Regions from separate parts of the Homo sapiens genome. Here region 2 is linked to region 1. The links are chromatin loops, found by intact Hi-C in ENCODE. Cell type or tissue: sigmoid colon. All regions are shown on one strand. Links, peaks and the distances in the headings refer to the core of each region. The heading gives the core; the rest is flanking DNA.

Evidence for each region. Peaks named below come from ENCODE experiments on the same cell type or tissue, not always from the same donor. Only the 100,000 strongest peaks of a DNase experiment are listed, where the experiment ranks them.
Region 2: a loop joins it to region 1, with 3 times the contacts of the local background. A loop is called at or near these places in 39 of 110 quality-filtered maps.

What each region holds. Positions count from the first base shown.
Region 1 is chr1:25,237,623-25,242,302 of GRCh38, reverse strand. LOC124903881 (a long non-coding RNA gene) reads right to left here. Exons shown (of 2, transcript XR_007065555.1): 2 at 2,030-2,299. It overlaps RSRP1 (arginine and serine rich protein 1), which reads left to right. Exons shown (of 5, transcript NM_020317.5): 5 at 1-54. Among named protein-coding and RNA genes, the nearest start is that of SYF2, 7.5 kb to the right of the region's middle. RefSeq lists enhancers at 1,927-2,126, 2,197-2,246, 2,267-2,396, 1,938-2,723, 2,724-3,510 and a silencer at 2,617-2,666. In sigmoid colon, for the core only: a CTCF peak has its summit at 2,233 (motif pointing left); a DNase peak (open chromatin) is centred at 2,472; H3K4me3 peaks cover 1,518 bases; H3K27ac peaks cover 2,315 bases.
Region 2 is chr1:25,808,279-25,812,182 of GRCh38, reverse strand. SELENON (selenoprotein N) reads right to left here. Exons shown (of 12, transcript NM_206926.2): 4 at 3,394-3,603; 5 at 3,033-3,157; 6 at 2,363-2,500; 7 at 648-729; 8 at 304-492. Among named protein-coding and RNA genes, the nearest start is that of MTFR1L, 9.7 kb to the left of the region's middle. RefSeq lists an enhancer at 682-1,556. In sigmoid colon, for the core only: a CTCF peak has its summit at 1,140; DNase peaks (open chromatin) are centred at 1,152 and 1,696.

The DNA.
Region 1 (4,680 bases), core at 1,054-3,553:
ATTGAACTGTATTCCTGTTTTGTATATTTAATAAATTTCTTGTTTTCATTCTTAGTCTTTATTGTATATATATAACCTAATGGATCTTTATTTAATGTAGAGATATAAGGTGGTGTGTGTTGATTAAAGCCCTGTTAATCCCAAGTCCAAGGCTGACTGGCCCTACCTGAGATTTTGAGAAATGCTGAATCTCAAGTCCCTACCCTAGACCTGCTGAATTAGAAACTGAATTTTAACAATATTCCCAACTGAGGTCAATACTTCAACTTGAAAAATTGCCCTAAAAAATTTATGGAATACTGGGCTTCAAGGCAAGAAACTAAGCCAGAAAGAGGAGGAATAGAATGCCTCATTAAGCTGTAAAATCTGAGGTATAGTTAAAATTATTATGCTTTTAAAAAAGCATTCTAAGTAAACTTTTTTTTTGAGATGGAGTGCAGTGGTGCGATCTGGGCTCACTGCAAGCTCCACCTCCTGGGTTCACGCCATTCTCCTGCCTCAGCCTCCCGAGTAGCTGGGACTACAGGCGCCTGCCACCATGCCTGGCTAATTTTTTTGTATTTTTAGTAGAGATGGGGTTTCACCGTGTTAGGATGGTCTCGATCTCCTGACCTTGTGATCCACCCGCCTTGGCCTCCCAAAGAGCTGGGATTACACGTGTGAGCCACTGCACCCGGCCAAAGTATTCTAAATAAACTCTTAATTTGAAATGTATTGGTGCTACTGTAACTGGGAATGATTTTTTTTTGGAGACCGAGTCTCTCTCTGTCACCCAGGCTGGAGTGCAGTGGCACAGTCTCCACTCACTGCAACTTCCACCTCCCGGGTTCAAGCGATTCTCCTGCCTCAGCCTCCTGAGTAGCTGGGACTACAGGCATGTGCCCCCATACCCAGCTAGTTTTTGTATTTTTAGTAGAGACGGGGTTTTGCCATCTTGGCCTGGCTGGTCTAGAACTCCTGACCTCGGGTGATCCACCCTGCTCAGCCTCCCGAAGTGCTGGGATTACAGGTGTGAGCCACTGCACCCGGCTGGGAAGAATATGAAGCACGTTTTTTTTTTTTTTTTTTTTTTTGAGACGGAGTTTTGCTCTTGTTGCCCAGGCTGCAGTGCAATGGCACAATCCTGGCTCATCGCAACCTCCACCTCCTGGGTTCAAGCGATTATCCTGCCTCAGCCTCCCAAGTAGCTGGGATTACAGGCTTGTATTTTTAGTAGAGATGGGGTTTGTCCATGTTGGTCAGGCTGGTCTGGAACTCCTGACTTCAGGGGATTCACCAGCCTCGGCCTCCGAAAGTGCTGGGATTACAGGCGTGAGCCACTGCGCCTGACCGTTAAGCACATAAAATTTTAAGTGGGTATTACACTTTATGAACTGGAGAATCTTGACAGCTGGTCTAAGTAAGACTGATTTTTATAGACACTTTATTTTTTAGAGAAGGGGTTTCTTGCTCCATCACCCAGGCTGTAGTGCACAGTCACAGCTTGCTGCAACCTTGAACTCCAGGGCTCAGGGAATCCTGCCACAGCCTCTACCATACAGGCTTATGCCATCGCACCTGGCTAATTTTTTGGGGGTAAAGATGAGTGGGATTTCTGTTACCCTAGGCTGGTCTTCAAGCAGTCCTCCTGCTTCGGCGCCCCCAAAGTGTAGGCATTACAGGCGTGAGCCACTGTGCCTGGCCTAAAATAATAGTTTCACCAAATGTTTTAACTTTCTTACAAGGATATTTGGTTTTTGAAGGATGGCATTTTACAGAATGTTATTAAAGATCAGTGTCTATCTCCATGGTTTTGTTCCCATAAATGCACCTGGGCTATGCAATAGAGCGTGGAACAGGAAAGCACCTGTAATTGTGACCACTTCTGGGGAAGAAGAGGGACTAGGGTGAATTTCCTGTAGTCATTGTCACCTTCCTTTCACTACCTACATAGCTTGCAAGAAAAATTAGCACCCTACCTCTGAAGCTCCCAAGGTCAACTCTAGGCTTCACATTAAACACAAACAGAAGACAACCCAAGTGAATAATATACAGATAAACGTGGAAATATACACATTAGAACATTTCTTTACAAACTACAAACGCGCACGGACCTGGCCAGGCGGCAGGTCTGAGCTGGTGTCCGAGACTATGCATCCGTTTCCGGCGCAGCGCACGGGATCTGCGCAGTCTCCGTTCGCGCTTCTGGGCTCCGTAAGGAGAAGCGTCTTCAGACGGGGTGGCTTGGCTTCCGAGGCCCTCTGCTGGCGACCCAGTCCCAGTGTCTGCGTCTCCCTCTCCCCTGGCATCGTCTCCTCCTCTAGGACAGACGTAGCCACAAACGTCCCTACCTCGATACCCCCAGGGAAGGGCCTGCCACCCATCTTGTCAGCCACAGTCTCCGCCCTCCCCTGGCAACGCTTCCCTCCACTTCCGGTAACAATTAACTGGAACCCCGGGCCTCACTTTTCCGGACGTAACCCGGCCCTTCCTGGGGGACCCAGGCAATCCCCACCCCTGGCAGTCCTGGGCTGCGTCCGACTGGGCTAGGCCTGTGCGCAGGCGCATTGGGTGGAGAAACCCGGACCTGTGCTGGAGACGCGAGGACGAAGTGAGCTATGATCTCAGCCTCTCAGCCTGGGTGACAGTGAGACCTATCTCAAAAACAAAACTCTGAAGGCAGACTATCCCTCTCCTTCCTCAGATTTCCTTAAATGCCTTTCTTTAGGGAAGCCAGCTCACCACTTTAAAAGTCAGTTTCCTCTGTTACAGCTCTTCATACATTTTTACATTTTCTTCTTTGCAGCACTTACATACATGTAATTACATAAGTGTGGAGTTGCTTGTTTAATGTAGTTAATTTGGGGTTTTTTTGAACCCCAAATTTTGAACGGATCTCGCTCTATCGCCCAGGTTGGAGTGCAGTGGCGCGATCTCAGCTCACGGCAACCTCTGCCGCTTGGGTTCAAGTGATTCTCCTGTCTCAGCCTCCCGAGCAGCTAGAATTACAGGCGCCCGCCACCACGCCCGGCTAAATTTTGTATTTTTAGTAGAGACGGGGTTTCACCATGTTGGTCAGGCTGGCCTGGAATTCCTGACCTCAAGTGATCCGCCCACCTAGGCCTTACAAAGTGCTGGGATTACAGGCATAAGCCACTGAGCCCGGCCTAATGTAGTTAATTTAAATGAGACATTTCTTAACCTCTATTAAAATAGCAAATATTTGGCCAGGCACTGTGGCTTACTCCTGTAATCCCAGCACTTTGGGAGGCTGAGGTGGGAGGATTACCTGAGCCCAGGAGTTCAAGACCAGCCTGGGCAACAGAGCAAGACCCCGTCCCCTACCTCTGACCCTGCCAGCCCCTCAAAATTGAAGTATTAGCCGGACATAGTTGCAGGTGCCTGTAGTCGCAGCTACTCGGGAGGCTGAGATGGGAGTATCCTCTAGGAGGCAGAGGTTGCAGTGAGCCAAGATTGTGCCACTGCCCTCCAGCCTAGCCAACAGAGCAAGACCTTGTCTCAAAAAAAAAAAAAAAAAAAAAAAAAAAAGCAAATATAGCAGAGTAACAGGAATTTTCTCTATGTTATAGATGATTTGATAGAGCAATATTACAGGTATTTACATTCTTTAAGAATACAAAAATGTCAATTATAAACCAGGCATGGTGGCTCATGCCTGTAATCCCAACTACTCAGAGGAAGAGTCTGAGGATGGAGGATCACTTGAGGCTGGGATTTCAAAACCAGCCTAAATAACATAATGAGACCCTGTCTTTTAAAAATAAAGTCAATTATAAAATTATTTTCAGTAAGATCACTTATCAGAATTACAGGTTTTGAAAGTTATGTTACTAGGCTTACATATGCTAAGTAATTAAGGAGAGCTTAATAAAGGGACTGTTTACAAAGTTGTAGACTGGGTAAGAAAAACCAACCAGAGTGAAGCATACCAGCGCTATCAACAGGGGGATCCCTCACTACTACTACCCCAAAAGAGGCAAAAGAAGGGAGCAGCAATGGGAATCCAGAAAGTATAGGGTTAGGCCGGGCGCGGTGGCTCACGCCTGTAATCTCAACACTTTAGGAGACCGAGGCGGGTGGATCACCTGAGGTCAGGTGTTTGAGACCAGCCTGATCAACAAGGTGAAACTGTCTCTACTAAAAATACAAAAATGAGCCGGGCATGTTGGCAGGTGCCTGTAGTCCCAGCTACTCGGGAGGCTGAGACAGGAGGGATAGAAGATAGTCTTCAGACATAAGCGGTGACTACGGAAATATACCAAATCCGTAATCCAGCCAGGGAATAAATACCTTGACCTCATTTCTTCCAAACCTCTGATCTTATGTAGGTACTGTGCATTGGCAGGACCCAAGAAGGTAGAGGGCAAGAGAGTTTACTGATGCAGTTCATTCAGGCTAGCACTCAGGGACACAGAACATGGAGACCAATGGAGAGTAGTTCTAACAGGGCAGACAGAAAATATGTAGCACAAATTCTTTTTCAACAGGACATGGCAACAATTTAAAAAATTGGAGTCTTATAAGAAGTCTGTTCAAATTATATTTATACATATTTATTAACAAAGAACAGAACAAGTGATGTGTCTAATTGAATTTTTCTAGATGCTGGAAGATCTTCCATTCTATGTGCTAGTCTTACAATGTAACATTGGCACTCCTTCTATCTAGAAGTAGAGTCTG
Region 2 (3,904 bases), core at 104-2,603, 570 kb before region 1:
CTTTTGTAGATATGGGGTCTCGCTATGTTGCCCAGATTGCTCTTGAACTCCTGGCCACAAGTGATTCTCTGCCTCAGCCTCCCAAAGTTTTGGATTATAGGCATGAGCCATTGCACCTGGCCTCTTCCTCCAAGTTCTGAATGGCAGCGGGGAGGCCCCGCTGGCACAGCTGGGCCCAACAGTGAGACAGCCTCAGTAGCAAGCCCTGCACACATACCAGCGTCTGTGCCCAGCTGCTGCTCCACAGCTCCCAGCCTCTGCCCATGCAGCCTGACCCTGGCCTTCACCCCTGCCCAGCCTCACCTTCTTGAAGGGGTACATGGCCACCTCCAGGCGCCGGGCAGCCTCCTCCCAGCTCAGCTCCTGCTGCCACTTGATCTCCTCAAACACAAACTGCAGGGGCTCCCCTGAAGGCAGGTGGCTGTCGATCATGCTGCCATCCTCATCCAGGATCACGGAGGGCACAGAGGGGCCCGTGGCCTCCAGCTCCATCTGGGCCAGAGGTCAGTGGTAGGGGGAAGGCTCAGAGATGGGCAAGAATCCTCAGGGGCTCCCCTAGAGACCCTCCAAAATGCTCCACTCATTGCAGAGGGAGGGCGGGGCCCTGCAGCCGAGCCCACCTGGATGGGAGCCTCCTGTGCGCTCACCTGGGGTATGTAGCCGATGTCCACCTCCATGTTGCTGCTTTCACTGGCCCCGTAAAGCCACTCCATGTCCACATTCAGAGACCTGGGATGGCCAGGGCAGAGTGACACCATCATCAAAGCCCATTATCTGTGTCACACTTTATCTCACATAATACCTGCAACTGTCTCCACTTTCCAGATGAGGACACTGAGGTTTCTCAAGGTGAACACCTGCTCTCAGAGCCACTGGGATTCTGGCTGCAGAGCCCTGGCCCTCTTCCCCACCAGGCTGCCCCTTCCTAAGGCACTGGAGCCACTTCACCATCCGCCAGCCCTGCCCCTCGCAATTCACAAAGGGCCTGCACAGCCATGGCCCGTGTACTCTCCAGGACCCTTTGAAGCAGAGAGATGGCCAGTGCCTCAAGGCGGGTCACAGGGTGGGGCAGGAATGAAAACGAGCACCGTGGTCCCTGCACAGGCCTCTGGCGGGCAGCAGGAAATCTGAGCCGAGCAGTGCAATCTGCAGATCCGCCGCACGAGGGAGCCCCAGCACTGGCAAACCACCACCTCCGCAGCAGGGGGCACAGAGGGCAGAGCTAGGTAACCCCCGGGGGTCAGCAGTCCCTGGTGCCTGGTCCTCAGACATGAGCCCAGGAACAGCTGGTCCTGGAGCTGGCCACTGCCTCTCTCCTCCTGTCCCATACAGTCCAGGCCCCCTCCTCAACAACCCTGCGATGGAGGCAGGTGTGCCCAGCCCTAGGTGAGCAGATGGAGGGCTTGTGCCCTCCTCTTCCTTTTCCCTTTGACCGGGAAGCCCCTGCCCTTCCCACTCTGGGGAGGGAGGGAAGCCACCCCCACTCCTAGGGGCAATTTTCTCTTCCCATGTTATCCCGACCATCCTCTCACGCCTGCCCTGTGGGTGAAGTAGGCCAGGAGTCAGTCTCCCATCCGGCAGATGAGGAAACAGGCCTACAGAGGGCCAGGGCCTTGCCCACAGCCACACAGCCAATGGGTTCCACAGCAGAGACTTAACTGCAGACCTCCTGGCTCCCAGCCAGGTCTCATCCCTGTAGAGCGGTCACTCAGGCCCACTCGGTGGCCACTTGCTATCAGTTAGGAATCTGGACAAACTTGAAGCCAGGGCCTCCGGGGTCCTCTACTCTGCTGACAGGTGGCCAGCCCTGAGGAGGTGAGGCAAGCAGGTGGCTGGTGTAGCACCGTCCCGGAAGCCCCTCTGGGGCTCTGCAGCAGTGGAGGGCCTGCCCTTGGCCTTTGGATGTGCTGTTCCTCTGCCCAGCAAAACCCTCAGAGCCCTGATCTCTGCTGAGATGACCTTTTTCTTCTGGGAAGCCTTCCTGGACCCCACAGCTGGGTCCCTGCCTAGCTGCTGGCCTTCCTCTTGGTGGCGTGCACAGGCTGCGGTTACAGCTCTGCCTGGGGCCTGTCAGCAGTATGAGGGCGGGGAGGCCCAGCTTCAGGAAGGGTCTGCGGACTGCTGCACTGGGTCCCAGGCACAGAGGTGGAGGGCCAGGCCACGGGTGCCTGGGAAGAGCTGGTGGGTGATCAGCTCATTCTCTTGCCTGCCTCATGCCGCCTCCTGCCACGTCAGCCCCATGAGATGGGCTCTGGGGAGCAAAGGAAGGGGCAGAGACAGAAGAGGCCCCTAGGCTCCTGGAGCTGGGGAGCAGGACAAGCTGTAGGAGGGAGCCAAGGCTGGGCCAGGGTCAAGCTCCCACCTGTGGTTGGGCACGAAGAGCCGGAAGTCGCGGACGTGGGTGGCGTCTTTGGAGAGGATGATGTGGCCGGTGAACTGAGCAGGGGAGAACCAAAAGGGGAAGTCGGGCGGCTCACTGAGCTGGAACTCGGCATGGATCCTGTGGGGAAGGGGATCTGCTGCACCAGAGCTGCCCACCTTCTCCCCAGGAGCCCGGGAAGCCTTGGCCAGAATCATCAGGGAGAGGAGGCTGAGTGTGGGGGTGGAGGTGGATGGGCCAGTGGGCAGCAGCGAGGCTCTCCAAATGCTGCTCATCCTTCGAGGCCCGGGTCACATGCCCCTCCTCTGGAAGCCCTGCCTGGACCCCCTCCCCCAGCCTTCACAGCTTCTGGAGGGCATGTGTGACTGGGTGTCCTTCCCACTTCTGTGTGGATGGCACAACCATGGCTACCAGCCCCGTGCCAAGCAAGTTCCACAACTTTTCTTTCTGAACCCTCACGTGCCTTACGAGGAAGTCATCAGCACCCGGATCCACAGGTGAGAAAACTGAGGCTCAGAGAGCCAAAGCTGCTTGCCCAAGACGGCAGTGGGAGGAGAGGTGGAGCTGGGGGGCTCAAGCTGGGCCCTCCCCTCTGGGCGCTGTACCGTCATGCCTCCCCGGTGCTCCAGGCCAGCCAGTGTGGCCCACTCACCGGAACATCACAGTGTAGTAGAAGTCGCTGATGGCAGTCAGGCAGGCCACAGCTCCCTGAGGGGCAAAGCGGGTCTTCACAAAGGGCCGAGGGTGGAACATGCTCAGGAGCCGGTGGATGATGACCTGGGGGCGGCGGGAGGCACGTACTGGCTTGCTGGGTCCCGCTGGGCCTGGATCCGCTGGGGTGGGGGTCAGCCCAGACCCGACGGCCCAGGGGCCCCATGGGGAGGGGGCAGGTCCAGAGGAAGGCAGGAGAGCAGGTGGAGCAGGCCTGGCACTGGGGTCCAGGCGCAGACAGAGGGGTGGCCACTCCTGGGCTCGGGCGGAGGGGCCCCACGTCGCACCCCAGCTGTCCTCACCTCCTTGCCCTTGGGCGGCGGTGGATAGAAGCGGTTGTTGGACAGGTAGCCAGTGAACATGCTCAGCTCACTGGGGATGATCCACCAGGGCTCACCCAGCTCCTGGCCTGGCGGGGGAAGGAAGGGCTGGAAGTGGCGGGTGGCAAACACTGCACTTGGTGAGGCGGCGGCTGTCCAGTTTCGGAGGCCGGACAGGGCGAGGCGGGAGACCTGGGGCGGGGGAAAGCAAAGCTCCAGGAATCTGAGAACCTGACTCCGGGGTCTCCTGTACCATGTGGGTGGAGGTCTCCCTCAAGCCCCGAGCCAGCCCACACCAAGGGAGCAGATGGACCCCAGGGAGGTTCCTGCCCTTATGATGGCCACAAGCTTAGCAATATCCCGCCAGAGAGAGGCTCCTCTCCCTGCTGCAGTGCCTCTGCAGCCCACCCAGGCACAGCCCACCCAGGCACAGCCCACCCAGGCACAGCCCACCCAGGCACAGCCCACCCAGGCGCAGCCCAGGCCAGAGCAG